Linked DNA regions of Homo sapiens: region 1 is linked to region 2. A link is a contact called in ENCODE Hi-C or POLR2A ChIA-PET data. All regions are on one chromosome and are shown on one strand. The core of a region is the stretch at or near the end of the contact, and the rest is flanking DNA. Distances in the headings are between cores, read along the strand shown. Region 1 overlaps GPR176 (G protein-coupled receptor 176). Region 2 holds the start of THBS1-IT1 (THBS1 intronic transcript 1).

Region 1 (3,938 bases), core at 464-2,963, 290 kb after region 2:
TGACAGAGTGAGACCCTGACTCAAGAAATACATATTTTTAAAAAAAGAAGAAGAAGAAGAGAATTGAGCAGAAGAATAAAAATAAATGCTTCAGCTGCATAAACATATAACTTCTTTCATGGTCCTACTAACATATATTCAAAATTGATAGTAAACATGTGAAATAAATAGCAGATGCTACACTTCAGGGAGAATTTCAGGAACCTCTTTTTCCTTTGAACTTAAATCCATTGCTACTACCCTCTTGTGCACAGCGAACTAAGGCCTAATAAAATTGGATTTAAACACACCTTCTCTCTCATCTTCTTGCATACAAGATCAGTATGAGCTGCAATTCTCAAAGTGGTGTTCTACCAGTTGTTTCAGTGAGGGATATAATGTTAATGATGTTGATGTTTATGTTAATGTTTATAATTTAATTTCTATTGCTATTATTATGGAATGGCCTATCCAGTATCTCATGAAAGCTATTATTTTTCTTAGCCTATTTTCTGGTAGTAAATTTTCACAGTGAGAACATGGCAAAACCCCCTCTCTATAAAAAAAAAATACAAAAATTAGCTGGGTGTGTAGTCCCAGCCACTTGGGAGGTGGGAGGATGGTTGGAGCCCAGGAGGTTGAGGTTGCAGTGAGCTGAGATCCCACCACTGTACTCCAGAGCCAGACCCTGTTACAAAAAGAGAGAGAGAGAGAGGGAGAGAGGGAGGGAGGGAGAGAGAGAAAGAGAGACAGAGACAGAGACAGAGAGAGAGAGAGAATGAAAGAGAATAGGTGATCTACATTATCTTCTGTTCCTTCAAAGTAGTCTTAGAATCAGGGGGAAAAAATAAGGTTACTTCTTCAACTCACAAATAGAGCCTTCTTTACTAGTTCCAGAGCTTGGCTGCCTAATTTGTTCAATTTTATTTTATCCTATTTTTCTTAATAAAGCAATTAAAAGTCTCATAAGAAAACCCAATTATTGAGTCTAGCAGCTCTGAAACACCTAAAAAAATCCATGTTGGTCCTCAGTGCTATTTATATCCTCCCTTCTTTCATTCCCTAGTTTGCTGTCTCATCAGGCTTGGGAAGATCTCTTTTATCAAAGTTACTGTTGCCAGAAAACACAAAAACAAGATGGAGGACAAAGCTAAGAGGAGAATAAGTTTCTCCTCTCCCCCAACCCCAGCCACACTGATACGTTTAAGTGAACATCCCTGAACACACTCATTTATAGTCATATTCACCCCAAATTCCCCCAAATCCAAATGTAGGCAAACACAAAAGATGTTCCATCAAATGTGAGCAAATATTTTTCTAAACATTTTATTGCCTTGTATTAAATTAGCATTCACCTATGAACTAGGTCGCAGATGCATCAAGCCCAGGACTCCTGGCTCCTAATCACATGCTCTTCTTCTTCTTCTTCTTTTTTTTTTTTTTTTGTTTGTTTGTTTTGAGTTGGAGCCTTGCTCTGTTGCCTAGGCTGGAGTGCAATGACGGATCTCAGGTCACTGCAACCTGCACCTCCCGGGTGCAGGCAATTCTCCTGCTTCAGCCTCCCAAGTAGCTAGGACTACAGGCAGACGCCACCACACCTGGCTAATTTTTGTATTTTTTGGCAGAGATGGGGTTTCACAATATTAGCCAGGCTGGTCTCAAACTCCTGACCTCAAGTGATCTGCCCGCCTTGGCCTCCCACAACACTGAGATTACAGGAGTGAGCCACCGCACCCTGCCCCAACTCCATGCTCTTTCCATTACTCATGCAGTATTTCCCAACAGAGATGTTCAAAACAATGACACAGCCGCATTTTCCTTCACTATAAGCACTTCTTTCTTCCCAGCTTTACTGAAGTATAACTGAAAATAAAAACTGTATATATTCAAGGTATACATGATGTTTTGATATACATGTACATTATGATTACCACAATCAAGCTAATTAACATATCCATCACCTCCCATAGTTACCTGTGTGTGTGTGTGTGTGTGTGTGTGTGTGTGTGTGTGTTGAGAACATTTAAGATCTCTCTTGGCAAATTTCAAGTGTACAATACAGTATTACTAACAGTAGTCACCACATTGTACCTCAGATCTCCAGAACATATTAATCCTGTACAACTGAACCTTTTTACCCTTTGACCAACATCTCCCCATTTCTCCCACCCCTGACAGCCATCATTCTACCCTCTGCTTCCATGAGTTCAATGTTTTTAGATTCCACATATAAGTGAAATCATACAGTACTGTCTTTTTGTGGCTGGCTTATTATACTTAGCACAATGTCCTCCAGGATCACCCATGCTGTTGCAAATGACAAGACTTCTTCCTTGTGACCAAATAATATTTGTGTGTGTGTGTGTGTGTGTGTGTGTATCACATTTTTTTATCCATTCATCTGTCTACAGACACAGGTTGACTCTATATCTTGACTACTGTGAATAATGCTGCAATGAACATAGGAATGCAGTTATCTCTTAGAGATACCAATTTTATTTCCTTTGGATACATGCCCATAAGTGGGACTGCTGGATCATATGGTAGTTCTGTTTTTAGTTTTTTTAAGAACCTCTATATACCCTTTTCCATATGGTTGTTCCAATTAATTTACATTCATACCAGTGTACGAGGTTTCCTGCCTTTAGTTGTAAAACCACTTTAAAGCTCTTTGGATAATAAAGCTCACTATTATTCTAAAGAAGAGAATAAAACAAAAAGTAAATGACCAGAGTGACAGTCAGGGAGGGGTGGCTGGCCGAAAGGCCAACACTGAAGAAACCCCTATGTATTTAGGCACTGAGGACACGGTCCTTCCTGAACATCACAGATGAGGTAAGATGAGAGTAGGCGTTGCTGGATGTATGTATATGTGGCTAGGCCTGAAGGGTGGTACACCTTGGTGAAGATTACTGAGAGGTTACTGAGTGCTGTAATGATACTACAACAGTACCGTAAGTGCCACATTTAATGGAAGAAAACTAGAGAACAAATGGGTCAACTATCATTTTACAGACTACTGGGCCTACCCCTCACTTAAAAATAAGGAAAGTGAGGCCTTAAAAGTTTAAGTGATTCGCCCAGGTCCATAAAGTAGGTTAGAGGCAAAGCTAGCCTAAAACCCTGTTTCTTAACTCCCTGTCCAGTACTAAAACCTTGACCAATGAGGGTGTTGCTGCTTGGGAGCCCACTTAACCTCCTTCAGTAATGTTGGAAAAATATGGTCCCAGGAGCCACACAGCCTTGACTGGAACAGGTCAGTGGTCATCAGCTGATATTTAGATGCCTGTGGGAAACCTAAAGCAACTTCATCCCAAAGGTCTATTGAAATGTTCAGGCCAATTAATGCCACCACACTTCACATCCTTGTCATATGTGCAAAACTGTACTCTCAAACCCTCATGCCCATGCTGCTCAGAGCTCCCCCTCCTTGACCTTACTCCCCTTTCCTCTCTAACCTCTTACTGGACCCTCTGCAACTTGTTGCATGACAGGACTAACACTTGACAACATCGTGCCTACCTCACAGACCTTGGCCTTAACCAAAACCCAAGGGCCCGCTTCCCCACTGGATGCTGTGCAGTCTCCTGGGCACCCCACCTCGAAGTTGGGAATAAGGTCATCCTATTCCTCACTCACTCCCTATTTGTACATCTAACACACTGCCCTTCTATATTTATATAAAATCCAGACTCCTTTAACTCCTGTCATCTGGTTACATCTCTTTCTACTCCCTCTTTGTTTTTGTAACCTATCAGCCTCCAGGTAACTCCTTCTCATTTGCTAAAGATTTTAGTATCTGACTCATAGCCTCTGTCCCACCCAGGCCTTGCCATTATTTAGGATAATTTCAAAGTCCTATGTGGGTGACAAGACCCACAATTCCTATACTTATCAACAAATGAACTTAACCTGCTCTTTACTCATGCACACAGTGAACACCTTCAACCTTCTCAAGA
Region 2 (4,503 bases), core at 1,586-4,085:
GAACTCCCACATTTAACTCTTTGACACTGGAAAGTGTCATTATATCCTCTAGGCTTAGGATCAGATTCCATTTCCTGTGTACCCAAGTAGGCTGATAACTGAATTCTTTGTAAAATACTCAAGACTTGGCAGAAGTCACAATTAAGATTTTGAAGTTGTTTGGCGATTAATGTTGCTGTGTTATTTTGACATAGTGATCTTAAGACAGCTCTTTGAAGCTTTTAGAACATCTATTGTATGCTTTTCCTAGCATACAGACAGTCTCCCCCAACCCCATCCCCACCCCGCTCTGCATTCTACAAGTAATGTGTGTCCTCTGCCCACAGGGGGTGCTGCAGAATGTGAGGTTTGTCTTTGGAACCACACCAGAAGACATCCTCAGGAACAAAGGCTGCTCCAGCTGTGAGTACCCCTCTATTTTTAGGGCACATAGGGAATCAGGGGGAATTCCACCAAAAACAAACTGAGGAATTTAGCAATAGTGGTTATACATAAATTACCCCCAGTGAGATCATCAAGAGGCATACAGAAGTGACTCCAAGGGGTATTATACACACACACGTATACACACGTGCGCATACACGCAACCCCTCTACCTGCATCCTTCACACCAAATGAAACGTCTTCTACCACTAAGAACTCAAGAGGCTGGTTGGTAAGAGTATCTATTTGAAGTTTTCATTTTGTTTCTTGCCAGCTACCAGTGTCCTCCTCACCCTTGACAACAACGTGGTGAATGGTTCCAGCCCTGCCATCCGCACTAACTACATTGGCCACAAGACAAAGGACTTGCAAGCCATCTGCGGCATCTCCTGTGATGAGCTGTCCAGCATGGTCCTGGAACTCAGGGGCCTGCGCACCATTGTGACCACGCTGCAGGACAGCATCCGCAAAGTGGTCAGTGGCCTCTGCACCCAGCCCGTTAGCATGAACCCTGGAAGGTTTATCGCAGATGGTCCCAAATGACTGAAAATGCGGGGGGACACTAATGATATTCTCTCCCATTTAGACTGAAGAGAACAAAGAGTTGGCCAATGAGCTGAGGCGGCCTCCCCTATGCTATCACAACGGAGTTCAGTACAGAAATAACGAGGAATGGACTGTTGATAGCTGCACTGAGTGTCACTGTCAGGTAAGGGACCTTCACCAGCCAGAATAAGAATCGACGGCTTTTGTTTGAACCTACATCTTTGGGGAAATACCCTAATCGCCACAGAGATTCTTTTTATGTTCCATGGCCTGATAACAAAGTGTTTTTTTTTTCTTTAAGATGCAATTATGGCATCTATAAGTTCTTCTTTAAACTCTCAGATGGTTTATCAAAGTATTAATTATACCCCAGGCTAAGTATCTAAGAGAATGAATCTACTAAGACATCTGAATAATTTACCTACCTTAGTTCAAAGACTAAGTGTTGAATGTCAGGTAAATAAAACCTGGTTGGAACATTCATTTTTTTTTCCCAACCCTGATTTATATTCAGCTTTGGCATAGGTTCTTTTAGTACAGTAGCAATTGTTTTTCAAATCACTTAGTCTGACACTGTTAGGATGTTACTGTCTGCTTTGCTCAGATGGCACTGCCAGGTGTGTGATTCACTCTAGCATCCCCGCATGCCAGTGGCCAGTGAGTTTGGAGGTTCACCTGGCTTATCTATTAATAGCAAAGTATTTGAATTTGCTTAAATACAAATCACAGATGACTGGCTGTGGGAACCAACTTCATTAAATTCCCTTTCTTTTCCAATATAAAGACAGATCACAGATCTATAGATGAGGAAAAAGTGCTTATAGATCTTCCTTCCTCCCCCCAAACACATAATATAAAAATGTAAAAGTCCTGGCTGAATTTTCTGAGTTTGATTTCAGACATAGATTTGACCCATGATGTTTGTTGGTTCCTCTGCTATAAATTCTTTGTACTGTAACTTCCACCCTTGACTAAGTAGCAATTAAAAAGAACTTTCCAAGGAATGGAGTGACACGTAAACTAGCACTAGAACTGTCTCTACGATAGTGGTGGCTGCAAATATGACAGAGACAGATCTATGAAAATCATTCCACTAGAGCATTGACAGCCCTGACCATGTTTTGGCTTGTAAAGGAAATGTTACAGGATGTAGACTTCTGTATGCAACATGCTCAGCAGCCTGTTCCCCTCTCACTCTCTTGCCCTGCAGAACTCAGTTACCATCTGCAAAAAGGTGTCCTGCCCCATCATGCCCTGCTCCAATGCCACAGTTCCTGATGGAGAATGCTGTCCTCGCTGTTGGCGTAAGTTTCTCAAATGGCATAGCTATTCTTCAGTGACTAGGTCAGTTCTACATACATCCTAGACAGCCGAGCACAACACTGGAACCCCACCCCCATCTCCATCATGCTTCCATTCAGTTTCTTGCTGCAGCAGCTGGTTAACTGACAGCTTATCTGCTGTACAGAGCCAAAACTCCATTATGAGTACATCGTAATTACCCATCTGGATTGCAGTAATGGCAGTGAAGATCTTGGTATAGCTCATTAATTCTGATTTTTTGCTTTGAGGAAAAGAGATGAAGACGTGGCAGCAACAGCTCTAAGTTGACTGCTTTTAGAATTTGACCTTAGTGGCACAGAGTTAAGAAAAATCTGCTCACCAGAGATATTGACAGGCTTACTGTGTAAGCATTGGCCTGATCGGGCCTGGAAGTTTTGCCCCTTTCATCTGTAGGGATAAGAGGGCCTAAGAGAATAGCAGCAATCTGAGCTCTAGAGCACCAAAAGAAATAAGGCACGATATCGTTCCATGGCACGTTATCCCTGGCTTTTGTTACCAGTAAAATGAATGACTTTGCTGAGACAATACTTAGTGTAGCAGGTACAAGTTATAAAAGTGATTCATTACAACTAAGATAAGGAAGAAAACAGGAAAACAGCACTTGCCCTTCACACACACAGAAACACACATGCACACACACACAAACACACCCTTGTCACAGCTCAGAATAACCAATTCCATCCAGGGATCATATTAGCGATATTGGCACTGTAATGGTCGTTTTTACATTTATTTTCTGTTCCGCATTCACTTAACATGTGCGTTAAAAGGAACAAAGCTAGCTGGAGGTAGCAAAGTTTTGAACTTGAATCAGGGATTGCTAAGAAAACTTACAACTAATGACCACAGAAAGTAAGTTCTTTGTCTTCTGTCTGATACAGCTAGATGTGATTGTAGCCGTGGTGCCTGGGCAGATGGTAAACAAACATGCTGTCCTCTTATGACAATATGTGCAGAGAAGGCCCCAAACGCTGGGGTGAGAGGAACAACAAACTGACTAACTCACGGCCGAGTTGGAGCCAGAACCAACAACAGCTCGGCTGCCTTCACACTCATCTGTCAAACACATGGTGTATGGCTCCCCTGACAGAAATGACTCCTATAAGCTTCCTCATACTCGCGCATTCTTGGAAGTCTGAGACTGGAAATGCCTACCCAGATATGTTAAGTCAGTAAAGGAAAACTCATTTGCAATGCTGAGAGGAGAAAGAAAATCAATGAATAGGAGAGCATACACTGTGGGAAGGCTCAGCTGTACTGAGCCAGGCAAAGCATCCGATTACCCCACTGCTGTACACATCATGACCTGGGATAAACCCCTGGGCCGTTGGCCTAAGAAATATGTTGCTTTTCATCCTGTATAACTGCAACTTTGTGCCGGCTCATATTATGTTCTAGAGAGCTCATGTACACCATGGTGACCATAGTTAATAATACTGGATTGTATGCTTAAAATTTGCTAAGAGAGTAGATCTTAAGTCATCACCAAAAAAAGTAACTGTAAGATGATGGAGATGTGTTAATTAGCTTGACGGTGGTAATCACAATATATGTGTATATCAAAACATCACATTATACACCTTAAATGTATATAATATTTGTCAATTATACCTCAGTAAAGCCAAAAAGAAATAAATATATTGCTTTTCACCCTCTGGCAAGTGGAGGGCCCTGAACAGAGCCCTCTAAAGAACAGCTTGTCCTAATCATCACGTACCTGATGAACCTCTGTTTCCCCTGCAGCCAGCGACTCTGCGGACGATGGCTGGTCTCCATGGTCCGAGTGGACCTCCTGTTCTACGAGCTGTGGCAATGGAATTCAGCAGCGCGGCCGCTCCTGCGATAGCCTCAACAACCGATGTGAGGGCTCCTCGGTCCAGACACGGACCTGCCACATTCAGGAGTGTGACAAGAGATGTAAGCATCTTAGCCTCTCAGGGACGTGGAGAACTGACCTGTCCTTGTTGTCGTCACCAAGGGCAGCTCCACAGCATGTATATTAAGAACACGGGTTCTAGGATCTCTGGATCCCAATCCCACTGCTTAGCTGTGCACCCTTGAACACAACTTACCCTCTCTGAGGCTCTTTCCTCATTTGCAACTTGGAGATAATAATAGTTCTTGATAAGTTTATCTTGAGCATTTTATTTAGATACTGCATGTAAAGCAGTTAGCACTGAGTTTTGGTTT

The links. A loop is a pair of places that touch in the nucleus more often than their neighbours do. ChIA-PET counts read pairs that join two places held with the same protein, here RNA polymerase II (POLR2A). Pooled maps may share reads with other maps.
Region 1: a loop to region 2 is called in a map of Caco-2, with 2.9 times the contacts of the local background. The contact joins the enhancer-like site here to the promoter of THBS1-IT1 in region 2. A Hi-C loop is called at or near these places in 1 of 168 maps with a recorded cell type or tissue (Caco-2) and 9 of 50 pooled maps. POLR2A ChIA-PET finds 5 or more read pairs at or near these places in 1 of 52 experiments (WTC11).

The regions. Positions count from the first base shown.
Region 1 is chr15:39,876,143-39,880,080 of GRCh38, forward strand. The region is part of intron 1 of GPR176 (G protein-coupled receptor 176); the gene reads right to left. Among named protein-coding and RNA genes, the nearest start is that of GPR176, 42 kb to the right of the region's middle. Within about 2 kb of position 1,714, at least 2 of the 41 ENCODE cell types and tissues checked have a DNase peak (open chromatin) inside an H3K27ac peak, as active enhancers do.
Region 2 is chr15:39,583,291-39,587,793 of GRCh38, forward strand. THBS1-IT1 (THBS1 intronic transcript 1) reads left to right here and starts at 2,836. Exons shown (of 1, transcript NR_186398.1): 1 at 2,836-3,963. THBS1 (thrombospondin 1) reads left to right here. Exons shown (of 22, transcript NM_003246.4): 4 at 327-402; 5 at 698-897; 6 at 1,010-1,132; 7 at 2,180-2,273; 8 at 4,057-4,230.